Linked DNA regions of Homo sapiens: region 1 is linked to region 2. The links are chromatin loops, found by intact Hi-C in ENCODE. Cell type or tissue: heart left ventricle. All regions are shown on one strand. Each heading gives the region's core, and the rest is flanking DNA. Links, peaks and the distances in the headings are about the cores only. Region 1 has its middle 45 kb from the start of LINC02384. Region 2 has its middle 34 kb from the start of MDM1.

What was found. A loop is a pair of places that touch in the nucleus more often than their neighbours do. Peaks named below come from ENCODE experiments on the same cell type or tissue, not always from the same donor. Only the 100,000 strongest peaks of a DNase experiment are listed, where the experiment ranks them.
Region 1: a loop joins it to region 2, with 13 times the contacts of the local background. A loop is called at or near these places in 9 of 110 quality-filtered maps.

The regions. Positions count from the first base shown.
Region 1 is chr12:68,490,128-68,502,332 of GRCh38, forward strand. No RefSeq gene overlaps it. Among named protein-coding and RNA genes, the nearest start is that of LINC02384, 45 kb to the left of the region's middle. In heart left ventricle, for the core only: no CTCF peak of the experiment used is centred there; no DNase peak of the experiment used is centred there; H3K27ac peaks cover 421 bases.
Region 2 is chr12:68,360,313-68,372,517 of GRCh38, forward strand. No RefSeq gene overlaps it. Among named protein-coding and RNA genes, the nearest start is that of MDM1, 34 kb to the left of the region's middle. RefSeq lists enhancers at 4,390-4,912, 4,726-4,985, 4,913-5,434. In heart left ventricle, for the core only: a CTCF peak has its summit at 5,073; a DNase peak (open chromatin) is centred at 4,959; H3K4me3 peaks cover 981 bases; H3K27ac peaks cover 1,807 bases.

The DNA.
Region 1 (12,205 bases), core at 1,670-9,669, 130 kb after region 2:
TAAATACATGGATTTACATATTTTTACTATTTCTGATATTTTATCATTTTGATGCTATTATGAATAAGATCTTTTTTTCCATTACATTTTCTAATTGGTTACTGCTGGTGATTAGGAGACCTACTGATTTTTTAAAATCTTATATCTGACTACCTTCTTGTTTTTCAGGTAATTCTCTTGGATATTCCAGGTAGTCAAGGTAAAGTAAGTAAATAACGACAGCTTCCTCTCTTTCTTTTCCCCTGACTACCTCATTTGCCAATATTTGTGCATTTTATGGCATGGGGGAAAGATTCATAATGTACTGTGGGTGAGGAGGGACCTTTAATACATTCCAGGCAGAGGGAACTCTATGTTTGAGCATGAGGTTATGAAGCAGCTTGACAGATTCAAGAAACTGGGAGTAGTTTGACAGGACTGTAAAGTAGGGCACAAATGAGGGAAGCAAAAGATGGTAACTTGAAAGAGAAAACAGTGGATCTTGAAGGATGACAAGTCATTAAGAGACTTCAAGCAGAGATGTAGCATGATAAGATTTATGTTTAAGAAAGAATGCCAATGTCAGCAGTGCAGAGGACTGACTGAAGAAGGTGGTACTGAAGAAAGGGAGAAAGGTTAGGAGGCTGCAGTAATGAGACAAACAAGTGGCGAGCCATCCATGGAGCAACAGAGAAAGGGCATGGATCTGGGAGAAAGGAATTCTACTCATTCAACCTCCATCTTGTTGTGATTTTTTTTTTTTTTTTTTTTTTGAGACAGAGTCTTGCTCTGTCCCCCAGGCTGGAGTGCAGTGGTCTGATCTCAGCTCACTGCAACCTCCACCTCCCGGGTTCAAGTGATTCTCCTGCCTCAGCCTCCCGAGTAGCTGGGACTACAGGCATGCACAACCACGCCCAGCTAATTTTTTGTATTTTAGTAGAGACGGGGTTTCACCAAGTTGGCCAGGCTGGTCTTGAACTTCTGACCTCAAGTGATCTGCCAGCCTCAACCTCCCAAAGTGCTAGGATTACAGACATGAGCCACCGCACCCTGCCCTAGTTGTGATTTTGGACCAGTTACATAATCTCCCCAAGCTTCAATTTTTGTAATCTGCAAAATTAAAATAATAGCACCAACCAGCATGACTATGAAGCTTAAGTAGGATAATTTGTGTGCAGTGCACTCAAAAATGGTAGATCTTTACTACTAAGCCAGACATTGACGGTGAGAATGAAGTTGAGATCACAGATTCTAGGAAGGCAAATCCATCAAAGTGCCATGCCAGAGTTAGCACTTCCTCTTCTGAGTTATGAGGGAAGGTGAATCTTGACGTTACCCCCTTTCACCCACACACGAAATTCCACCTCTCCTATGTTCCTTCTCCCTGCCCACACCTCCCAACAAGCCCATCGCTAAGACAGCTCTGGGTGTTGGATTTGAACATAACATAGTTAAACTACATGGCTCACAAATTATTATGACAACTCAGCAACAAAAAAAACCACAAACAACATGATTTTTTAAATGGCCCAAGGACTTGAATAGATATGTTTCCAAAGAAGATGCACAAATGGCCAACAAGCATGGGAAGATGCTCACCATTAGTCACTTGGGAAATGTAAATCGAAACCACAATGAAGTGCCACTTCGCACCCACGAGGATGGCTATCAAAAAATGCAAAAAACAAGTGTTGGGGAGGATATGGAGAAATTGAAACTCTAATATACTGTTGGAAGGTAAAGTCATTTGGCCACTGGAGAAAGTAGTTTGGTGTTCCTCAAAACATTAAACGTAGAATTACCATATGACTTAGCAATTTCCCTCCTAGGTATAGTGCCAAAAGAATTAAAAAACAGGTGTTCAAACAAGTACATGTATTGTATACCCATGTACACAGCAGCACTGTTCACAATAACTAAAAGGGAGATACAGTTCAAATGTCTGCCAGTGGATGAATAAACAAGAGGTGGTGTATACATATAATGGAATATTATTCATCCATAAAAGGGAATGAAGTACTGATACATGCTACAACATGGACGAACCTCAGAAGCATTATGCTAAGTGAAAAAAGTGAGACACAAAAGGTTACCTATTGTATGATGCCATTTATATTAAGTATGCAGCAAAAGTAAATCCACAGAGGCAGAACACAGATTTGTAGATATGAGGCACAGGCGGAAAGGGGGATGGGAAACAACTACTTAACACCTATAGGGTTCCCTTCTGGAGTGATGAATATGTCATGGAACTGGAGGTGACGGTTGCACAGCATTGTGAATGCACTCAATGCCACCAAAATATTCACTTTAAAATGATTAATTTTATGTGCTGTTACTGGTACCTAAATAAATAAATAATTTTTTAAAAAGTATTATGAAAGCCTTTTCACAGAAAGTGGATGTGATCAGCTGCTAGAGTTCAGATATACCTACCTCAAGTTACCAATGAAGGTAGTTTGCATTAAACCACTATGGTACCCACTCCAGTCAGTTTTTAATGCCCAGGCAGTCTGTATTGCTTAATAACACCAGTAACCCCAGTTAGGTGCGGTGCAATCTCCTGCTGATGTCAATACCTTAAACTAGTTGGAGCCCTTATTTTTCCTTCAATTATCTTGTCTTCCCACAGTCCCTCTGAACACTTCCAGCCGTAGCCTGGCTCCAGGAGCCTTTTGGAGGCAAGTTTTCACCCTTGGAGTTGAATCTTTTTTGACTGCAATGTCTCTTTGAAAGTTCTTACATACTATTATATGAAAATATTGCCTTTCCATGCCTTGACTATATAAGCTCCATGAGGTTTGGAACTGTGCTTCTTTTGTTTACCACCTTACCTGGTACATAGTACAACAAAGAAACAGGTTGTTTAGATCTCAACAGACCCAGGGGTTTCCTTATCTGCTATTTTAACTGCTTCTGAGTGTGACATCACTGAAACAAAAAAGTCAGATAGGTAAATTGTCTTTTAATTTTAACTTTGTAATTATCCTGTGTGCATAGGAAAGAAGATTGACTAGAAACTAGCTCATGCTTCTCTTATATCGCCATTCTCCTCCCCAGACAAAATACTACCTTGACCCCTATATCAACTCATGAAACACAGAATCCTTCTCAACCTCTTCCACCTGCAGCTCTTCCATAGGGTGTCTTTATTACTGCCTGAAAGTAAAAACTCTAGGATACTAATTCAATAGTTTAAAAAGTGAGGCCAGGTGCGGTGGCTCACACCTGTGATCCCAGCACTTTGGGAGGCCAAAGAGGGCGGATCACTTGAGGTCAGGAATTTGAGGCCAGCCTGGGCAACATAGCAAAACCCCATCTCTACTAAAAATACAAAAATTCGCCAGACATGGGCATGGTGGTGCACACTTGCAGTCCCAGTTGTCAGAAGGCTGAGGTGGGAGGATGGCTTGACCTGGGAGACAGAGGTTGCAGTGAGCTGTGATTGCACCACTGCACTCCAGCCTGAGCGACACAGCCAGACTTTGTCTCAAAAACTATATGAGGGTGTTTAATCCTTTGTCTTTTCCTAATGCAACGAATTGAGCAATTTGAATTCTGAGTAGAAGCAAACACATGAAAATGTTATTTCACTTTTTATTATTTATTTATTTAAACACCCTATTTCACTTTTTTTCTTTTATTCAAAGTGACTCACTTTTGTCCAGTTACCGACTTTCCAGAAAATATCGCCAGTACTGGAAGCTAAGATTGGACTATTTTACTGCTGTACATAAGCAAAGCCTTAATCTGGCTTTAAGGCTCAAAGAAAGATTCTACAGGTAATAATTACAGACAAATGGTGCCCCCAAAAAAAAGATGTTTTGACACTGCTAAGAATAAGCGTGCGTGGGTGCCTCCTCTGTGTCAAGCACAATACAGGGGAAGAAAACTGATTCACTAGTCAAAGAGTTTTGGGTGTGAATCCCAGCTCAGCCACTAACTATGTGAGCTTGAGAAAATTATTAAACATCTCTGAACATCAGCTTATAAACTTTAAAAATGGAAATAACAGGTACCTCATAGGGTTGTTGTATGCATTAACTATGTTAATGTATTTAAAGACTGCCTGGTACATATTAGTCTCTCAATTAATGGTCATTATCCTCCTAAGCAGGGCTCATCTTATTGAGATGAAATTGTATTGGCTTCTTGTTTACACACACACACACACACACACACACACACACACACACACACACAGAGAGAGAGAGAGAGAGAGAGAGATAAGCATCTCCTCATCTCATTTTCTGGCTTACTTAATAATAAAACTGTCAAAAGAGAAAAGTAAGACAAACTGTATAATGTACAAGAACCGTGGAAACAGTTTCCAAAAACTCTAAATCTGTAAGAATTCTGTTAGGTCAGCAGGTCTGCATCGATTTTACTCATATTTACCAAAGGTTGCTGCCCAATTTTTGCTGCTACTTTTCTTGTCACATCCATATTTTCCTATTACAGATATATTTTATGTTTCAATAACATATATGGGTCCCCACGAGAAACTAAACCAAATGTAATAATGAGCATTGAGGGATATATTTTTCAAACACTGTCTGATTCCTAGGAGGCCCAGAAATTATTTTCGTAACAAAATGAATTTCAATCAACTTGATAACTATTTAGAGAATGCCTACTACATTCAAGACACCAGAGGGATTCAAAGATAAATAAGATACAGTTTGTGTCCTCAAGCAGTTATAATCCAGCAAAAACCTGACATGACCAGCCATGTGCCAGATCTTACTATTCTAACAAACACACTTCATCCCAATGTGGCCTGTTCAATGCATCTCCCAGAAATACTTCAGACAAAATACATTGAAATAAGTATAGGTAATTTTTTAATTCTTTAGACAGATAATCTTGCTCTAAAAAGGTAACAAAACAGGCCAAGCACAGTGGCTCACTGTAATTCCAACACTTTGGGAGGCCAAGGCAGAAGGATCACTTGAGGGCAGCAGTTTTCCACCAGCCTAGGCAACACAGCCAGAACTCAACTCTACAAAAAAAATTTTTTTAATTAACAAGGGGGAAAAAAAAAAAAAGAAAGAAAAAGAAAATTAACCAGGCATAGTGGCACATGCCTGTAGTCCCAGCTACCCAGGAGGCTAAGGTAGGAGTATCATTTGAGTCCAGGAATTCGAGGCTGCAAGTGACCTATGATTAGGCCACTGCATTCCAGCCTGGGCGACAGAGTAAGACTCTGTTTCTTAAAAAATAATAACAATAAAAAAATTTAACAATAAAAGATAACAAAACAAAATACTATCTGAATTATCACTTGTGACTGACGCTGTTGTTTGAATTCACCAGGTAATTCCTCAATTATCCTTTTCTATATAGATATCACTGTTATGTATGAGATCATAGCAGAGAAGCTCTGGCAAGGTAATTTGCAGAATGAAGTATTTCCTATTTTGTACCAAACATGATGACATTTAAGCTACTCAAGGGAAATATATTTTTACACTGTGCGAGATACTCTGTGTTAAGAATTTTTATGTGGTACACTAGGTAAATTCCATGTAAAATAATTTTCCCTAAGAAATAAAATGTTCACAAAGATTCCCTTGTCTGATTTTATTTTAAATCTCAAAAGGTTAATCCAAAATTTGACCTTATAAACAATACCAGCACATAGTAAGCCAAACACTTGCAAAAGAATGTTGTTCTCCAGTGTGCTAAGAACTCTGGGAGTGAGAAGGAATAGGGCATCATTTCCTTTACCTCACTAGGGAACTATTTATAGTCCAGCATTCTAATGAAAACCCTCGTGACCTGGAAAAGTTAATGTGCCTTTCAAAGTGTCTTATTTATATCCAGGGAATAACTCAGGATCACATCCAAGATGTAAACATGTGTTTTTCTCTCTCTCCCTCTCTCTCAGCTCATGCACTTATCTCATTCAATATGAAAGCAAGAAAGAGTTTCAGTCTATATTTATTTTAGTTCTCACTTTACACAGTTGATGATTGAAGATATTGCAGAAGACTAGCGTTTCACTAGAAACATCTTTAGGAAAATGATGGACCAAATTTTGGAGATACTTACAATCTACCAAAAAAAAATAAATCATGGCATTTCTCTTCTTAAAACTTAATGAAATTCAAAGGTTTTATCTGAAGAAAAATCAGTAAAATGGGAAATACAGTCCAAAATAACTTTAAATGTCAGTTATATATACTTATGTTATTTAAATAATAATGTATTATTGACATAAGTGTATATCATAGTTGACAAGTTCTTTTCTTTTCTAGGTGTCCACTTGGGCTTCATTCCCTTCCAGGAGATCCTCCTGACTCTCTTAGACTAGCTTAAATGCCCTTTCGTGTACTCCTTGTCTTAGCAATTCTTGCCTGGCAAGAATTCTGTAAGCTAGGTATAGTTTTGATCACTATTTTACAGGTAAGAAAATTGAGTCCAGAGAAACTGAGCAACGTGTCTAGACAAGATTACGAAGCTGAACCAGGAACCAAACTCCGATTGAATGATTCCAAACCCAATACTCTGGCTGCAGATCTATTGAGTGGACTTGTCTTCCACTTTAACACTGCATTTACCAAACATTAAGAAAGTAGGAAGATAAGCAATTATCTGTTGACTTTGGGTAGTAAATATGGAGCATTGGATAATTATGATAATAAGGTCTTGAGCATTAGTGTGTGCCAAGCACTTGGCTAAGTGTTTATGTTCATTCTTTCATTTCATTCTAACAACATCCAGTGAGATAGAAATGATGAGTATTCCCCTCCACCAATTTTTACAGTTAAAGAACCTGAGGCTCGAGGAAGGTAAATAATTTGCTCAAGGTCACACAACTAAAAGGAGACAGAACCAGGCTCTGTACCCAGGTTGTCTAACTCTGAGTCCACTTGCTTAACCACCATACATATTGCCTAATCCAAGCCCCATCCCACCTCCCGCTTCTCCTTAGATACGTATTTAAGAGGGTAAGTGTAAACTACAAGATGAGGGCTGCCCCTCATTTATCATAATAACTGCTGAATTCTCCCTTTTTTCCTAATATGTATAGGTATATGCTAAGACTTTTTTTCAGACTTGCGTTAGAATTCCGGTCCAGCCACTTACTAGATGAATGACTTTGTTCACATTACTAAATCTCTCTGAAAATACAAGTTGAGTAATTTGCAGTTTCTGTTTCTCCATTTGACAAAAAAAGATGATAGAACCCAACCAGCAGGATGGTTGCACCTAAAGTGAAATCCTGTAATGGAAACTTCCTAGTACAGAGCTTAGTAGGCAGAAGTAATTCGACAAATACCAGACCCATCCCCTTCCCTCCCCTGAATGATAGCTTTAAATGTAGGTATTAATCAAGTACCCACCGGATAAAGAGAAACTTTCATTTACTAACTCAGTCATTCACCTCAAAATATTGTTGACTTCTCTTGAATCTCTCCAGTTAAAGGAATTTTAAGATTACAACGTCCCAAAATTCGTTTTTCTGTCCTACATCTGGATGGCAACAGCTCCTTGAACACTTTTCTCTTGGTTTTTACAAGTGTGCAAATCTATCCATATTTTAAATGTAGTATCTACTGATGATAGATACGTACTCTAATTCCACAAATGTCTACTAGGTGCCTCCTTTGCCAAGAACCCTTCCTGACCCCAAGAAGTTCATAGTTTATTGGGTAAAAAAACACATGACTAGCTAAGACACTATGTAATAACGGTGCCATAACAAAGGCATGTACCAACCTCCATGGGAGCAATTAATCTTGCTCGAGGTTTTGAGGACTAGTTCACAGAAGAGGTGACATTTGAGTTCAGCCACAAAGAATGAGTCAGCTTCTCCGAGAATTAATGAGCATTCCAGCATCACAGGCAAATTTCAAGCAGTATATCTTGTTAAAACTGTGACCACAAGAATGTCCCATCATAGAAACTTTTCTCCTTTTGCTTGGTCCAGATTATTAAAGACAAAACAGTCATGATGACTTTCAGGGTTAATCCACTAAAGTCACTCAACGATGGTTTTACAAAGCAAATGTGTGGTATTTAAGTTTCCCAAAGACGCCATCGTGTAGCACTTAGGATTCCGAACAACGCAAGTTTCTCCTTTGAGAGCTCATATATAATGAATGTGTGTTACATTAAAGATTACTGAAGATTGTAAACCTTCTTTTTTGCATGTGTAAGATTGGTAGCTTTTAAAATATTGATGCATTTGTGTAAATTACCCAACTTGAATTTTACAACAAATTCAGAAAAGAAAATGTCAAAGTTGGACAAATTTTAAATGAACTCTCTATGAAAATAAAAAAAACTTCTTAAATAATATTTTGAGATGAATTGGTCTACAGAGCTCATCTTGGATTTCAACATGTATGTAGCTGAAGGGTACAGAAATGAATTGGCTATGAAGACTTAGGAAAAGTTTCAAGGTTTAACTATCTTTGCCTTGTTCTGTATGTAACCCATGTTTTCCTACTTTTTGTCCTTAATCACTCTGTGAATATTTTCCGTAAATAAATCTGATTCTCATCCACATAGCACCTGCTATTCTCTCTTCTTCTGTGGCCTCCATCCTTTGGTTGCCACCATTTCCAGCAGGTGCTGACATCTCCTACCACAGCTGATGCCATGGAGCCCTCAGAGTGGCAAGGTGTCTCGGTATTGTGTTGCATAGTTGGAAAGAAGTTCTCGCTTCCCTTCTTTTTTCTTGGCTTACTCTAGCTTAGGGCAGGAGGTCCAAGGCAGATGTCCTTGGACCCCAGGGATGGACAACGCTGTCAGTGCAAGTTTTACTCACAACCTTCCCATGCTCCCTCTACAGGATGCAGATGTCCCTCCCTGAGCCAGAGACAACCTGAGTGACAGCCCCAAACCCCTTCCCTCCAATGATCGAAGCTTTGTTTTGGGATCCAGCTGCTTCTGCCTAGCTGCCTTGCCCCTCTGGACAAGTCCTCACCCAAGAAGCCCTGGGACTATCACATAGAGACAGCCTGGTATGCCATTTCCCAGATATGGCCAAACTACTATGGACTTCAGAGACACACCTGGCTTGAGATTATAGGATTCTTGATCTTATTCCTACTTGCTTCAGTTATTGATGAAAATAGGCTGAGCCTCATAACAAATGTTGGAGAATGCTTATGTTCACTTTTATTTGGTTAAGAATGAATGAATAAATGGATGAATGAAAGGATACGAGTCCTATTAAAGCTGTAAACTTTCCCCAAGTGAATGTTTGGTAGCAGTGTTCTATCTCTGCGACCACTATGCCCTGTTCACTTTTACGGTTTTAAATATTTTATTCATTTACCTCAAGAATAGTAACAGCTAACATTGATATCACATCTTACAAAGCCTTTTCCATGTATGTTCCTTTATTTCATTTTTAACCTGTGAAACAGGTATTACCATGATCTCCATTTTCTACAGGAGAAAATTAAGCAGACTTCCCCACTTCCCCATTCTCATCCTTTGCTTTTGCTACTAAATTTTACTAATCTTTCAGCCACACCTAAGACATCATTTTCTCCATGAAGACTTACCTAACTATTGGCCTGGAGAAGCAGGTTCTGTTCCCTGCTCCAGTACAGCCAGAGTGTCAGTTAATCAGAGGGGACCTGGCACAGTCAGGGCCTCCCAGACCAATTACCTTAAGATTTGAGCTATCCTATTAATTGTCCCCAATGCTGTGTATGAGTAATAACATTATTATAACCACACATTTTTTCCATGTGTGCCAGAATGTGGAAAAGGCTAAGTAACACCACCGTGAAGGAATGGCTAAGAGCATGGCTTTTAGAGGCACATATTAGCTATATGATCTTCAACAGCTATGAACCTATCTGGGTGTTAGTTTCCTCATCTGGAAAATAAAAATAACAATAGCAAACACTTACACAGCATTTACTACCATGTAGGTTATCTCTTTTACTGTTCACAATAGCATAAGGTAGGAACTATCATTCTTCCCATGATACAGAGAGGAAATAGGCACAACAGTGGTCATGTTTGAACTTGACGTGAATGATATAAGACCTGTAATTAAAGCCCAAGCCCATGTTTGCAACTACTATATTACATGAACAAACCTTCCTCATACGGTTGTTATAAGAGCTAAATTTGATAATCCATGTGTAAGTGATGCTCTTGTCCCAGAATTGTAACCAAAGACCAAAACCACCAGGTACCCCTTCCATGGCCATGCAGGGTTTACTGAGAGGTATCAATTCAGAAAACTCTCCTTACCTCCCACTATCATCCTCCACCACCTCCACTGCCCCAGTCAACATAAAGGCACTGGCATGCCTGCCTCTACATAACCAGAGCAGAGGAAATAGCTTTGAGGAGACAGATGTTGTATTTGTACTGCTGAGGGAGGGGCTATCAGTTCCACTGTCTCCTCTCCTAGTAAGATGGAGTCTGCACTTGTCCATGGTCTCATGAATTGGCTGGCCACAGAAGGTGGCTGGAAATGGGAGCTATATCTCACCATAACTGGCATTGCACAGTGGCAAAGAGGCACTTGTATCAAAGTATTGCAGCATGATACCACTGTGTGGATGAGGGAGGTCGGCGGCAGAGGATGACTAAATTTTACAAGGGATCAGCAGGGCTTAAAGAAACTGCATCGGCATGGGCCTCTCTGTGATAGGATATGTCAAAGCCCCCTCCTGTCCTCACTTATGTCATATGGGAACGATGTTGCTTTCCTTAAGGGATTGTCATGAAAATTAAATGAGATAATGTGCATGAGATTCCGCAAAATGGTCCCACGATTAATGTTAGCTCCTTCACCACACTCTTGCTACCCAGTGTTTAAAGCTTGGGTAAATACTTTGAGTATGAGAAAAGATGGGTAGCTTTTCATAATGTCAGATTCAACCTAAAAAGAAAAATCTCTGTTTGCAGACTTCTATCTCCCTGGATTACTAAGTAGACCTGAAATTTATTAACCTTTTTACTCATTTGTGAGCACCAGCGTAAGAGGACTTTTTTGAATAATCAAGAAACCTCATTCCGGTGGGCAAATAAAAGGAGGCCAGGTGTTTGGGATTAAAAATGCATTATCCCCACCACTGACTTTCTGGGGATGGTGTCAAGTATTTGCTCTCTCATAATATGTACTATTTCTAGAGTAGAAAAGGAGGAGGGAAACATGTACAGAGATGATAAGAGGAATTTAGGGAAAATGGGGATAGTCGGAAACATGGAGGGTGAAAGTAGCAGAGAGAGGACGGAGAAGCATCCTATTTTTAACCACTTATAGTCGTCTTCCCTCTCCTTAAAAACAGGTCTTCTTCCTGCCCACAGTGAACTGAGTAAGACAATATCTGGGGCTCCATAAGGCCATCTGTGTATCTATTTGGAGCCACTGATATTTGTGTCTTTGTGGCAAAGCTGGGCTGGCTTTTTTAACACTAGATACACAACCACCAAATTCTCCAGAGCTGTTTTTAAGAAAATTGTCCCCATCCAAACTATCAGGTTTTTAAAATTAGCACAATAAAGCTATTTTATAATAACAATGTGAATAAGTAATTCCCAATTTGTGACTCATGCATAAAAAGCAAAGGAGGCTATTTTCTTGAAGTAAAACTAAGATATTTCTGTTAATAATATTAACAGCATAAATATATATTGATGTGTGCTTTCTGTGCCAGGCACCATGCTAAGCTCTTAACACGCACGGGACCCCTTTTGCAGAGGAAGAAATTAAGGCTTAGTAGGTTAAATAACCAGATCAGAGCCACAGAACTAATGGTAGAATTAGAAATCAAACCAAGGTCTACCTGCAAACCCTGAACTCTTAACCTCTGCCCTGTTACCTGCTTTAGAAACTTTTAGTGGCTGTCACTTCATCACCCAGGCCAAGCTCTTACATGAGTGAAGGAAGAAATCTAGCTCATGGAAGGCCGGGCACGGTGGCTTACGCCTGTAATCCCAGCACTTTGGGAGGCCAAGGCAGGTGGATCACCTGAGGTCGAGAGTTCAAGACCAGCCTGATCAATATGGAGAAATCGTGTCTCTACTAAAAATACAAAATTAGCCAGGCGTGGTGGTGCATGCCTGTAATCCCAGCTATTCGGGAGGCTGAGGCAGGGAGAATTGCTTGAACCTGGGAGGCAGGAGGTTGCAGTGAGCCAAGATCATGCCATTGCACTCCAGCCTGGGCAACAAGAGCAAAACTCCGTCTCAAAAAAAAGGAAAAGAAAAAGAAATCTAGCCCATGGGAAAGGCAAGAGCT
Region 2 (12,205 bases), core at 1,374-9,373:
CTCGAAGCCAGGAGTTCAAGATCAGCCTTGGCAACATAGCGAGACCCTATCTCCACAAAAAAAAAAAAAAAAAAAAAAAAAAGGCACTGGCCTGGTGCGGTGGCTCACACCTGTAATCCCAGCACTTTGGGAGGCTGAAGTGGAAGGATTGCTTGAAGCCAGAAGTTCAACACCAGCCTGGGCAATACAGTGGGACCCCATCTCAATAAAAAATATAAAATTTTGAAAAAGTCATTTGGAGCTAAATTTGGCAAACAGAAAGGATGATCAATAAGAATGTTCCATTTTTGGTCAAAACTGAAGCACGACTCAGAAGTATGTGCTCTAGTATCACACTGGGCCACAATCCTTCTTCCACCATTTTATTAGCTCTGTGAACATAAGCAAGTTATGAAATCATTATTTGCCTCGGTTCTCTCATCTATAAAATGCAAATGATAATAATACCTACCTGATAATGTTGCTACGAGATTAAATGACATAATGCATACAAAATACTTACATGGTACTGTAAGTATACGTGGTAAGTAAGTATACACGGTACTGTATAGGGGCAAATGCCAAATAAATAGTAATAATGTTAGTAGTGGCAACAGCAATAATAGTAGAAGTGGCAGCAGCCACAGTAATATGTGGCTTGTAAACCTAAGGAGGCAATTTTTAAAATATGTAGCCTCCCAACTAGCAACTTTCAATAACTGCACCAATTTGCATGTGTATTCTGACATATTTTTAATCTTGTTTTTTTGTTTCTTAACCCATTCTTATTTAAACTCAGATGGCACATATTTTCCAAAGAGTTCCCTCCAGTCAGTGAAGAATATTCAGAGAGGCAGCTTCTGTACCAGTGGTTTAAAATTATTGTACCAATACATTAGAATTCATGAAGATGCTCTATTATCTAGACATGTCAAATTATATGTCTTGTTAATTCACAATAAAGATGTATCAAGCAAATGCCGATCATTTTCTAAAAACTGCTAAAACAGATTAAATCAGTCACTGACTAAAATAGATCTACTCAATCAATATATAATTATTGACCATAAATTTTGGGCTGTATGGTCTGGTCTCTGGGGTAACAACCAGAGATATACGGATGAACCAAACAGATATAGCAGACCAACAGGAAGTTCTTGGATTCTCGAAACTACTTCCAGCTAAGGGACACACACACACAAATACATAGGGCACCTCTGGAAGAACACTCAATACACTAGCAATAGTGATTGTCTCTGGGGAGCAATTATTTAATACTACTTTGAACTGTTCAAGTTACCTTATGCATGCGTTACCTTTTCAAAAAGTAAATAGAAGTTAAAAATTTAAACTTTTATATACAACAAAAAATGGAGTAGTTTCTTCAAACCTGCTATGCTGATTCACATCTATTTTAATGATGTGAAATATCTGTGCTTACCTCTTCACTTAGAAAATTAAATCATTCACTACAATATAATACTGTTATTGATCCCAGTCCATTAATTACTCCTAATTTCCCTTGTAAGCACATAATAACAGCTGTGCAACCCATCAGTCCACATGCCACGGTGATGGCCTGTTGAAATGCTTTGCTAAAGAATTTGGTCATGGAGGGGTTATCAGGATATTGTCATCTTTCTGGGTAACCATTTCCAAAGCTGGTGAGCAGAGTCTAAAGCCAACTCAGCATAGCCATCCAGCATCCTCCTCATCCATCAGCTGCATGTCTTCCCAAGGTGCTAAGCAATGACCTTCCTCCATGAACACTGAGGCTCATTTTCTTCTTTGAGGCTCATTGCTATGTTCTCAACTCCAGAGAGTAGTATGTCCTTCAGGTTTAAACTTGCCAAAAAAAAATCCATAAATCAATCAGCAAACATTTATAAATCATCTCCCACATTCAAGGTACTGTGATGGATGTTTCAGGGATGTCAAGAAATATAAAATGTGGTTTCTAAACTCTAAGAGTTTATTGTCTAGTTAGAGAACTAAAACACATAAAAATTCAAAACATGGAACCATACAAGTAGAATACTAAAAGTACCAAATTAAGAGGTTAAGGGGGAAGAGGCAATAATATTTATCAAATGGCTGTGCACTGTGCTAGGTGCTTCACATGTCCATTTCACTTAATCATCCTTCCAGTTCCACTTTGAATTCCATTTTATAGACTTGGAGGTGAAGAAAGTTGCCTAAAATCACACAGATGATCATGGCAGGGCTTGCGTTTAAATTAAAGTAAGCCTGATTCCAAGGCCCTGCTCTTCTGACTCAAGCTTTGTCTTCCCAATATATACCACGATCCCCGTAGAAAATAAGTGCTCTAAGGATTAATTGAAACAAGTTATCACTTTGAATGGTAGCATAAGGCATCATGAACAGGATGTGAAATTTGAGAAAAGCTTTTAAACAGGTTAAAAACCCAAGGATGAGTAGAATGTTATAAGGTAAAAGGAAGGAAGAAAAATCTATTTCCATCTGTAAGAAAGTGCCTGTACTACAGTGTAGAGATGGAAGAGCCCAAGCTGGTGAGACGACCATTCTGTGTTGTGCCTGATCTGGTTACCTGCTCATCTCAGTACAGGTATACAGCATGGTCCTGGAAGTGCAGAGGTGCTTTAGGGACCAGCCAACCCATGAATAAGTGGGCTCTTCTTGGGAGGCAGTATTCCTGCACATACAATAGGAAAGGCATGGGCCAAACATCTCCAAGCCTTATATCTTCTCAGGGATTCTTGGTGTATGTCAGTGGCCCATCATACAAGACCAACAATTTTACTTAATTATAGGTAATGAATATATTAAAATGAACATATAGATATTTTGGAGTAGAATCCAGCATTAACATGGATTTTGTTAGTACAAGGTATTAATGTAATGCCATGCTTGTAATGGGCCCCATGAGCTCTGGCCCAGACGGCTGGGATTCATAGTTTGTACTCCTCTCCCATTAGGGGTTTCTCAGGGTGAGGACTGAGAGGTGCTGATATGGAGGAGACACACATGTGGCATAGCACATGATATTGTGGAGGCAAAAAGAGAGGAAAAGAGGGTCTATAATGGCCCTCCAGATCTCCATGTTCTGATGTCTGTTGTCATCCATACTCTCGTGTTGTTTGTTTCTTGCCTTGACTAATGAATAAAGTTCTCATTAGGAACACTCCATGCGTTACTAGGTCCTCATAGTCATCTTCGGCTTTGCACTTTGTCTCATATCCCACATCTGATCCATCAGCAAATCCTGTTGTCTCTACCTTGTAAGTGTACCCAGAATCCAACAGCGTCCCCACCTGTACTGCCAACACCCCATCCCAATGTTCACTGTCACTCCCCTGCTTCATCGCCACCGTGGCCTCCCAGTTGGCATCCCTACCTCTGCCCTTGCCTGAGAGAGTCTACTCTCCACAGCAGCCGGGGTGCTCATGTGATAACATGCATCACATCATGAGGCTGCTCTGCTCCATGCCCCCAGGAACAGGCTATCCCCCTCAGAGTAAAAGCCCAGGACCTCCAAATCCCCTGCAAGGCCCCACCGGTCCTTTCCAACCACCCCATCTGTCCTCCCTTCTCTCACCATTACCCAGCCACATTGCCTGTTTACTGTTTCTGAGGAAGTCATCTATCTCCCTCCTCAGGGCTCTTGTACATTCTGTTTGTTTTCCCTGACACGCCCTTCCTCAGATATCCCTGTGGCATTACCCTTTCCATCTCTAGACCTTGGCTCAAGTGTCACTTTTTCAGGGAGACCTTCCCTAACCATCCCCAACATGCTCTGCTATCTGCTCTGCTATCAACATCTGACAATCCACTTATTAAACATGTTTATTGCCTGCTTCCCTCTACCAAAATGTCAGTTCCATGAGGGTGAGGATTGTTATTTCACTCATTCCCAGCTCCTTGAGCAATGCCTGATGCATCTTTGGCATGCAACAAATAATAGTCGAATAAATTCATCTACCTGGTAGTCCTTGGCTGGAAAAAGTTTTTGATTTTTTGTCTTTATAAAGCAAAGATGAAACTAAACTACCTGCCAAAAAGACAAAGAGAAATTGCATTTAAATAAAACTTAAAACAAGTTGCAGAATTTGCATAGTATAATCTCATTTTCAGTTTTTAAATTGTATGTGTGGGTATATATTATTGAACACTAACTGCATGCTAGCAGCTTGATAAACGGACTATACATGAGCTATGTACTATACTCATATAAATGTTCATAATTGCATAATAAAAGCACTGGAAAACACGTACCAAACTGTTAGCAAGTGGGAGTGAGGTTTGAGGGACTTGAGAGAAGACTAGCTTTTACTTTACACCATTCTTCATTAATTGAATGCTTTACAATGGAAATATTTTATAAATACAAAAAGAAAAACATCTGAAGAAACTCAATATCAGCGCCATTTCTACTGAAAATTTTTCATCTTGCAGTTTTAACTTCTCACAGAATCCTTTCCTTTGGACTTGAGGCCTCTGAACCTGTGCTAATTGCACTCTGTCAGGAATTCGTCCTTGGCGACCATAGAAAATATTACAGGTGTCTGTGCTACCCAGAAAGCAAAGGGTTGTGGTGCTTTCTTTTTTCCTTTGAGTTACATTGCGACTGGCACAGTTATGAAATGAGAAATGTTACACACAAGATTGCCACAATCCCCATTTTTGGCTTATCTTTATGTCCCATACATTCTTTTAAGATTTCTATCGCCTCAGTATTGTCGATTTCCACATCCACAGCCTAACAACGTGGTGCAATCGCCCTTTGCGACGCCGCAGACCAACAGACGGATGCTGCCCTGCTGCAGTTTCACAGCACACCGGGTCTTTCCGCTTCAGCTGGACAGAGGCCCAGCCAGGCCGTAGGGAGGATTCCGAAGGTCTCTCTGCAGAGGACCGGCCTCTCAGACCGAGAAGGCTCCACCCAGGCAGGAAAGGACACTGTATGTGGGGCAGTCGGCCTGGGCCCCATGGCTCGTGTTTGTTGCTGAATTGGGCAACGTGGGCTGCGGTTCACAGGGCAACAGAGACTTCACCACCTAACACATCGGGGCTGGTGCAGCTGAGGAGGGCTGCTTCTGCCTCTTGGTGACCACGCCCTTTCCCAGGCTGGGCCCACAGGAAGTCTGGCCGGGAAGGGAGGAGGCACTGCAAGCTGTGGGAACCACACCGGCTCCTTCACTGCTGACAAAGATCTACTCCACCCCCACCGAGAAACTAGCTCAGAACCAGCTTTCCTCCTCCTCCGCAGCCCTCATGCCCTGAATGGCTGACTTGGGGGATGTTTACACTCATTTTTTTCATACTTAAGGGGGTGTGGGTGCCAGATCAACTTGCTCACCACTCAGACCGCACACAAGAAGCCTTATGTTGAAACTTGTTCAACCTCCAGTAACCAAGTCATGCAAGTGGAGAAAACTAGATAGCATTGCACACACACATATACATACACAGGCATATATAGACACATATATATCCATATATATGTGTTTATGTGTGTGTGCAATTATCTTTATACATATATTTAAAAATTTTATATATATATATACACACACACATATATATATAATTTTAATGCTAATAATGCTTGCCAAATGCTTGGTTTCAGTTGACTGCTGGTGGAGTGTACAACCTTGGTACAACCTCTCTGAAAGGCAATTTGACAACAGATATCAAAAGCCTTAAAGGTTTTCATATCCACAGTAATTCCACTTCAAGAATTTAAAGAAACATAAAATGTATATACAAGGTTGTTCCTTCTAAGGTTACAGCTACAAGTATAGACTACTTTAAAGCCATTCAAAATAATCTTTTGGAAGGTTTTTAAGGGGATAAAAAAGTCACCATAATAAATGAAAAGCCCTACATTTATATAAAAATGGGCATAGTCTCACATAAAAATATGTGTGTGCATATGTATCTATGCATGTGAGTGTTTCTGTGTACATAGAGAGAAGGAGCACTTCCTTTCTCTTGAACTACCCTCTGCCCTTGGTTTCCAATCACTGCATTCTTTCCTAGTTTTCTTCCTAGTCCACTGGCTGCTCCTTTGTTCTCCCATATTGCATCCTTCTCCTCTTCCCAACCAATCCATATTAGAGGGCTCAACCTCTGTCCTCAGACCTCCTGGCCATCTACATGTCACTCCTGAGACCATCTCCCCTACATCCTCTCTATGCTGATAATCCGCCAGATAAAATCTCCCTGCCTGTCCTCTTCCCCTAAGCTCCCGACTAGAAATCCTCACTCAGGTGTGAAATTCTTACTTGGCCTTCTTATATCCAAAATGGAACTTTTGATTTCCATTGCTGTCTCCTCCCCCTCACACACACACACACACCTGCTTCCGTCTCATTGTTTCCCATCTCAGTAAATGGATCATCATTTCACAAGAGATGGGACTAGAAACCAGGGCATCATATGCTTGATGCCTTCCTTCTTCTCTCATACCTTACATCCAACCCATTAGTAGCAAGTCCTGTTGTCTCTATGTTCAAAATATGCACCAAATCCAGCCCCTCTCCTCATCAGCACTGCCCACTCCTCTGCCACCAGCATCTCTCCCCCAGACTTCTATGAGAGCCTCCCCGTTAGTCTCCCTGAATTCACACTGCCCGCCTACAATCTGTTCTCCATAAAGCAACTAATGATCCTTTTATAAAATAAATTACATCAGAAGGCATGAAACCTATAAACAAAATGTTAAAAGTTATCCAGGAATGATGAGATTATGGGCTGTTCTTATTTTATTCTGTCTGCTTCTCTACTATTTGTCACATTTCTAACAATAAACACATTTCACTTTTACCAGTAAGAAATCAAAATGTTGTTTTGAAAAAACAAAATTACAGGTTTCAGGTTGACAGGGTAGGAGTTTAGCTTCCATGAATCAGCCCTGACAAACCAATACCAAGCAAGCTACAGAGCAGTAATGAGTTCCCAACCTCCAAAGGCAGCAGCAAGAAGCAAGGAAGAATGTCCTAAACCAAGACAGCAAATACATGGCACTTGTGATGCCACTTCTGCCTCGTATACACATAACTGACATCACTAAATGACTGGCACCATTGCCAGCTGAGCCTGGATGCAGCCTCATATCCTTCTCAACACAGAGACAGCCACTATCATTCAATTAGGGTTGACACTTACATATTTACCATCTGTAATAAGCATTCTATCTCAGGATTGTGGAGTTAAATTTTTATGCTCCTTTATAAAAGAATATAATGCACTCAATATTTTCAAGTTACTTTTACATCTAAAATCTCATATACCTTCACAAAACCTCAGAAGGTAGGAAGAGCAGGTATTTTTTTAATTTTTATTTTTACTTTAAGATCTGGGGTACATGTGCAGGATGTGCAGGTTTGTTACATAGGTAAATGTGTACAATGGTGGTTGGCTGCACCTATCAACCCATTACCTAGGTATTAAGCCCAGCATGCATTAGCCATTTTTCCTAATAAGAGCAGATATTTTTACCCCCCTTTTAATAGAATTGAGGGCCACAACAGTTAAAGTCACACAGCAGAGCCCTGGTCTCCTCATGGCCACACTCCCCTGTGCTTTTCTGTGGTTCCCATAAACCTCTGCAGGCTCTGAAAGAGGTCAGAACCTCACATCCCAGCAGAGGTAAATGTAGGGGCCAAGGATAGCACCAAACCTGGACAGAGATGGGCCACAAGTGATGCATAGTCCGTTACTATTGACAACTTTGAAAATAAATAGTGAAGACACAGATGAAGGGACATTCACAAATTTCATAACAAAAGCCATCATCCTCTTCAGGGGCAGGACCTCTAGAAGCCAAACATGTTTGTTGGTCACCATAGCAACCATGAACTGCCTGCCACCCCTCCATTTGACCTATTCTGAAGTAGCTTTTTTTAAGGACTCCCAAGCCTGCAAAGAACAGATTGCTCAATTGGCTTTAGCATCTTTTCACCCTTTGCTGTTCCCTTCTCTGCGGTTGTACACAGGTTCAATGCCCAAGAAAAATGAAGTATCCACATGACCGCCATGAAGCAGAATTCAAATTTCCACTGCTGTCCCATCTGCCTGAAGTAAGCCGCTTACTCCATAAGCCACTAAGCAATTAATTGCTGTCAGAGATAGTTTGACCCCTGTCCTTGGCAAGCCAATTCATGAAACTCCTAGGGCAGGAAATAAGTGGAGAAAACTCATATTCCCAAAGGAATGGGTGTGGTGCTCTCAAACAGAAAAGACTGTCAGGAAGATTCCTTTCTGTAACATACAGGACCACGTGGCAACATCAGCAATTGGAGAAGTTTGTCTTCTCTTCAGTCCCTGCTTTGACTTCCTTCCCCTCACACATACACCTCACCCTCCCATTGATTGCTCCACCTGCTCCCCACCCCCCTAAGGCATTCTCTGCCTCCCCTCTTCAGATACCCCCAAAGGTTGGATCCTTTATATTATTTTCTCACCTTTATGCCTTTTTTGTAATAAAATACTCTGTCTCTTTGGTGGATATGCAAGTGAGAGAGCCATCCTTTGACCAGTGAATTTTTCTGATATTACAGTAAGACTAATCCTGATCCAAACTCTTTCTACATATTTTCTATTTTAATGTTTATTTATTTATTTATTTTTGAGATGGAGTTTCGCTGTTGTTGCCCAGACTGGAGTGCAATGGTGCAATCTCGGCTCACCGCAACCTCTGCCTCCCAGGTTCAAGTGATTCTCCTCCCTCAGTCTCCCGAGTAGCTGGGATTACAGGCATGAGCCACCACGTCCGGCTAATTTTGTATTTTTAGTAGAGACGGGGTTTCTCCATGTCGGTCAGGCTGGTCTCGAACTCCCAACCTCAGGTGATCAGCCCGCCTCGGCCTCCCAAAGTGCTGGGATTACAGGCGTGAGCCACCACGCCCCTCCCGCTCTTTCTACATATCTTTGATGCAGGGGTGGAGTAGGGGTACAGGAAATGTAGAGTCCCTGGATCGTGCTGCCAGCCCCACCTCCTTTAACTTTATTCCGCCCCCATCTGCCTTAAGACCACAGACCTCAGGATCCAGAGAACTTTGCTCCAAGTATGTCTTTACCCTGCCCCCAGCCACTCCACCCACCCCTACTCTTGGCAAAGGACAGCCTAAGACCTTCAGATGTGCTGGGTGACAGTGATTACACCGTAGCGCATACCACTGCCGAATAAATGATGGGCTGAAGTCTGAATCCCAGGACTGGAACACCATGCTGGTCCTCCCACTTGTTAATGATATGAGTGGACTCTAATTTCTTCTTCAGAATAATAATTGCTACCAGGTACTGTGTGCCCATATGATAATTAATCTAGCACCGTCAGAGAATACCATGAATGCCAATTATAGATGACAGAGAGACAAAGGGAGATGAAAGAAACAAAGTGTGTTTTGGCTGAATGAAAGCTATACTGTATCAATAAATTGTTTATAGGGTGTTCCTTATTGCCATGCAACCCAATAATAATTAGATGCTCTATTCAAAATGTGCCACACTAAGTTTGTTGTAAATTTAATTCAGTTATAACAGCTGGATCTATGCTGGGCCATTTGCTCACAATCAAAACAAAAAAAAGGACACCCTTCCTCCCCATTCCAGGAAGAAGAGAAATGGTATCGCTAACATGCCTCATGTTACAGTCTCCTGAGTTGTCCAGCTCCCCATTTGCACTTTTCTATATTACTCTGTGCTACTCACAAACCTCTCAGCTCCGTGGATCCCATAAATTCCCAGGTTTGCTCAAGGGCCCGGACTGGGCAAAGGGAAATAGGTCCCTCTGGGCAAACAATGATGTGGCTTAACTGCGCTGACAAATGCTGATCAAATGGCTGGCATTCCCCAGTGGGAAGGGAAGGCAAAGAAAGGGAAGCAGGCAGCAAGCAGGTGGGTGAGAAGGAAGTTGTTTGCACTTGAAATGGTCGGTGACAAGATATTCCCATAAACCACCAGATGTCATTCAGATCTACTGTCATCCTAAAAAATGGCAGCTCCAGAGCCTGCCTGTTTCAGCAGCGAGGTTTCACATCTGGGTCAGCCACTAGGCTGGATGTCAAAACACAAGGAAACATGATAACTCGGGGAGTGTAGTCATATGTTTGCTGACTGATAATCATAGGGTCCCAAAACAACAGGCTTGGAAGGAGTCTAGTCCCCCACACCCAGCAGGGAGTATTCGGTCATAGGGTTAAGACAAAACCATGCACAAGAACTCACCATGTGGATTCCCCACTCCCAACTCCACTCCCACTCACAAATATCTTAGACATACTCTGCCAGGGCACGGAGGCGTATCCCAGTGTCCCATCGAAGCAAAACTATCATGGGCCTCCTACTGCCCTAAGAGTGAAATCCAAACCCATGACCAGGGCCTGCAAAGCCTGGCAAACCTCTCCTGGTGCTGCTGCCCCCTTGTTCACCTGACTCAGCCCCTCTGGGCTCCTTTCCACCCCTTTTCCCTTTCTCAGAGCCTCTGCACATGACGTTCCCTCCGCCTATACACCTCTGACACCACCTATCCTCACAAACAGCCCCAGTTCTGCACACATGTCCCAGGGCCTTCCACTCCTTCAGTCACCCAGCTAATGCTATGGAGGCCTGCAGTGCCCAGGCACAGCAGTGAACAGCAAAGCCCTGCCCTCGTGGAGCTTACATTCAAGTTGGAGGAGACTGGAAATAAACAAATAAACCAGGAAAGAGTAAAATATTCTGTCAGTTGGTGTTAAGTACTGTGGAGATGAAAGCACAGCAAGGAGTGAAGGGGGTAAGCAAGGGTGAGGGAGGGGGGTATTACTTCCTTATCAAAAGATCTTTCCCGAGGTTCTCTCTCTTAGCCTTCATCTATTTCCTTCCTAATGCCCATCACAATGTGTAACTTTCTATTGTATGGGTTTGTTTGTTGTTATTTTTAATCTGTTATCCCCACTAGTATGTAAAGTCCATGTACGTAGGAACTACTGCTGCCTTCTTTTCCATGTTTCCCAGCACTTATGGCTGGACTAGTAGGTCCTTGATAAATTTGTTGGATGAATGGAGGAAGGAAGGCAGGAAGGAATTGAGGGAGGGAGGGAAAAAGGGAGATGGGGAGGGAGGGAGAGGCTGAGAACTACAGGGAGAAGCAAAGAAATCAGAGAGCCAAGGACAGGACAAGGTGAGTGGGAAGATGGTCTTGGTGGACAGCCCTCAGAGAGCGGTATGTGCAGGCGCATGCACGTGTGTGTGTGTGTTTGTGTACGCATGTGTGTGTGTGTGCATGTGTGTGTATTGATGGAAGGGTAGGAAATGCAAGTGGAGGTTGCCCTAGGTCCATTTAAAGAGTTTGAAATAGAATAAATAGCAACTGAAGAGTTGTCTCACTCCCCTAAAAGGAGGAAACATGCTCAGAGTGATTAAATATGCTATCCAAGGTTGCACAGCCTGAGGGGGTGAGAACCAGGAAAGTTTGCCCTCCACAAACTGGAGCTGAAACACTGCCCTTGGAAGGGAGTGAGAACAGGGGCAAGTGTTGGCCTGAGTACTCAGTGCTGCTGCCTTTGGGATGTCCAGGTTCTTCAAGAGATTTTAGTGGTTGAGAAGGAAGTGACCTTGGTGAGGTTAAGTGAAATGGGCATTTCATAAATTGCTGGTGCCAACAGAAATTGATAACACTTTGAGAAGGCAGTTAGGCACCGAGCATTAGGAATTTCAAATGCTGACTGACTTTGAAATTTTACTTTAGGTATTGTAAGGGAATACTTCAAAACATGAAAAAACTTTATGCCCAAAGATATCCAGATATTTATAGCAAAATTATTCATAATTTGCAAGAAGCTAAACCACCTAAAATGTCTAAATATCCAACAATAGAAGATTAGTAAGCGAGAATATATCTACTTGATGGAATAGTATGCAGTTATTAAAAATAAAGTATATGAAGATTGGGTAAAAGTGAAAATACTTAACACAATGTTAAGTAAAAAGAATTGAGATTAATATTTTTACATGATATGATCTATAACATTATATTTGCATAATTATTATATCTATGTAAAATAGAAAACACAGTGTAGACTGGGAGCGGTGGCTCAGCCTGTAATTCTAGCACTTTGGGAGACTGAGGCGGGTGGATCAGCTGAGGTCAGGAGTTCCGAGACAAGCCTGGCCAACATGGTGAAACCCAGTCTGTACTAAAAATACAAAAATTAGCCAGGCGTGGTGGTACTTGCCTGTAATCCCAGCTACTCGGGAGGCTGAG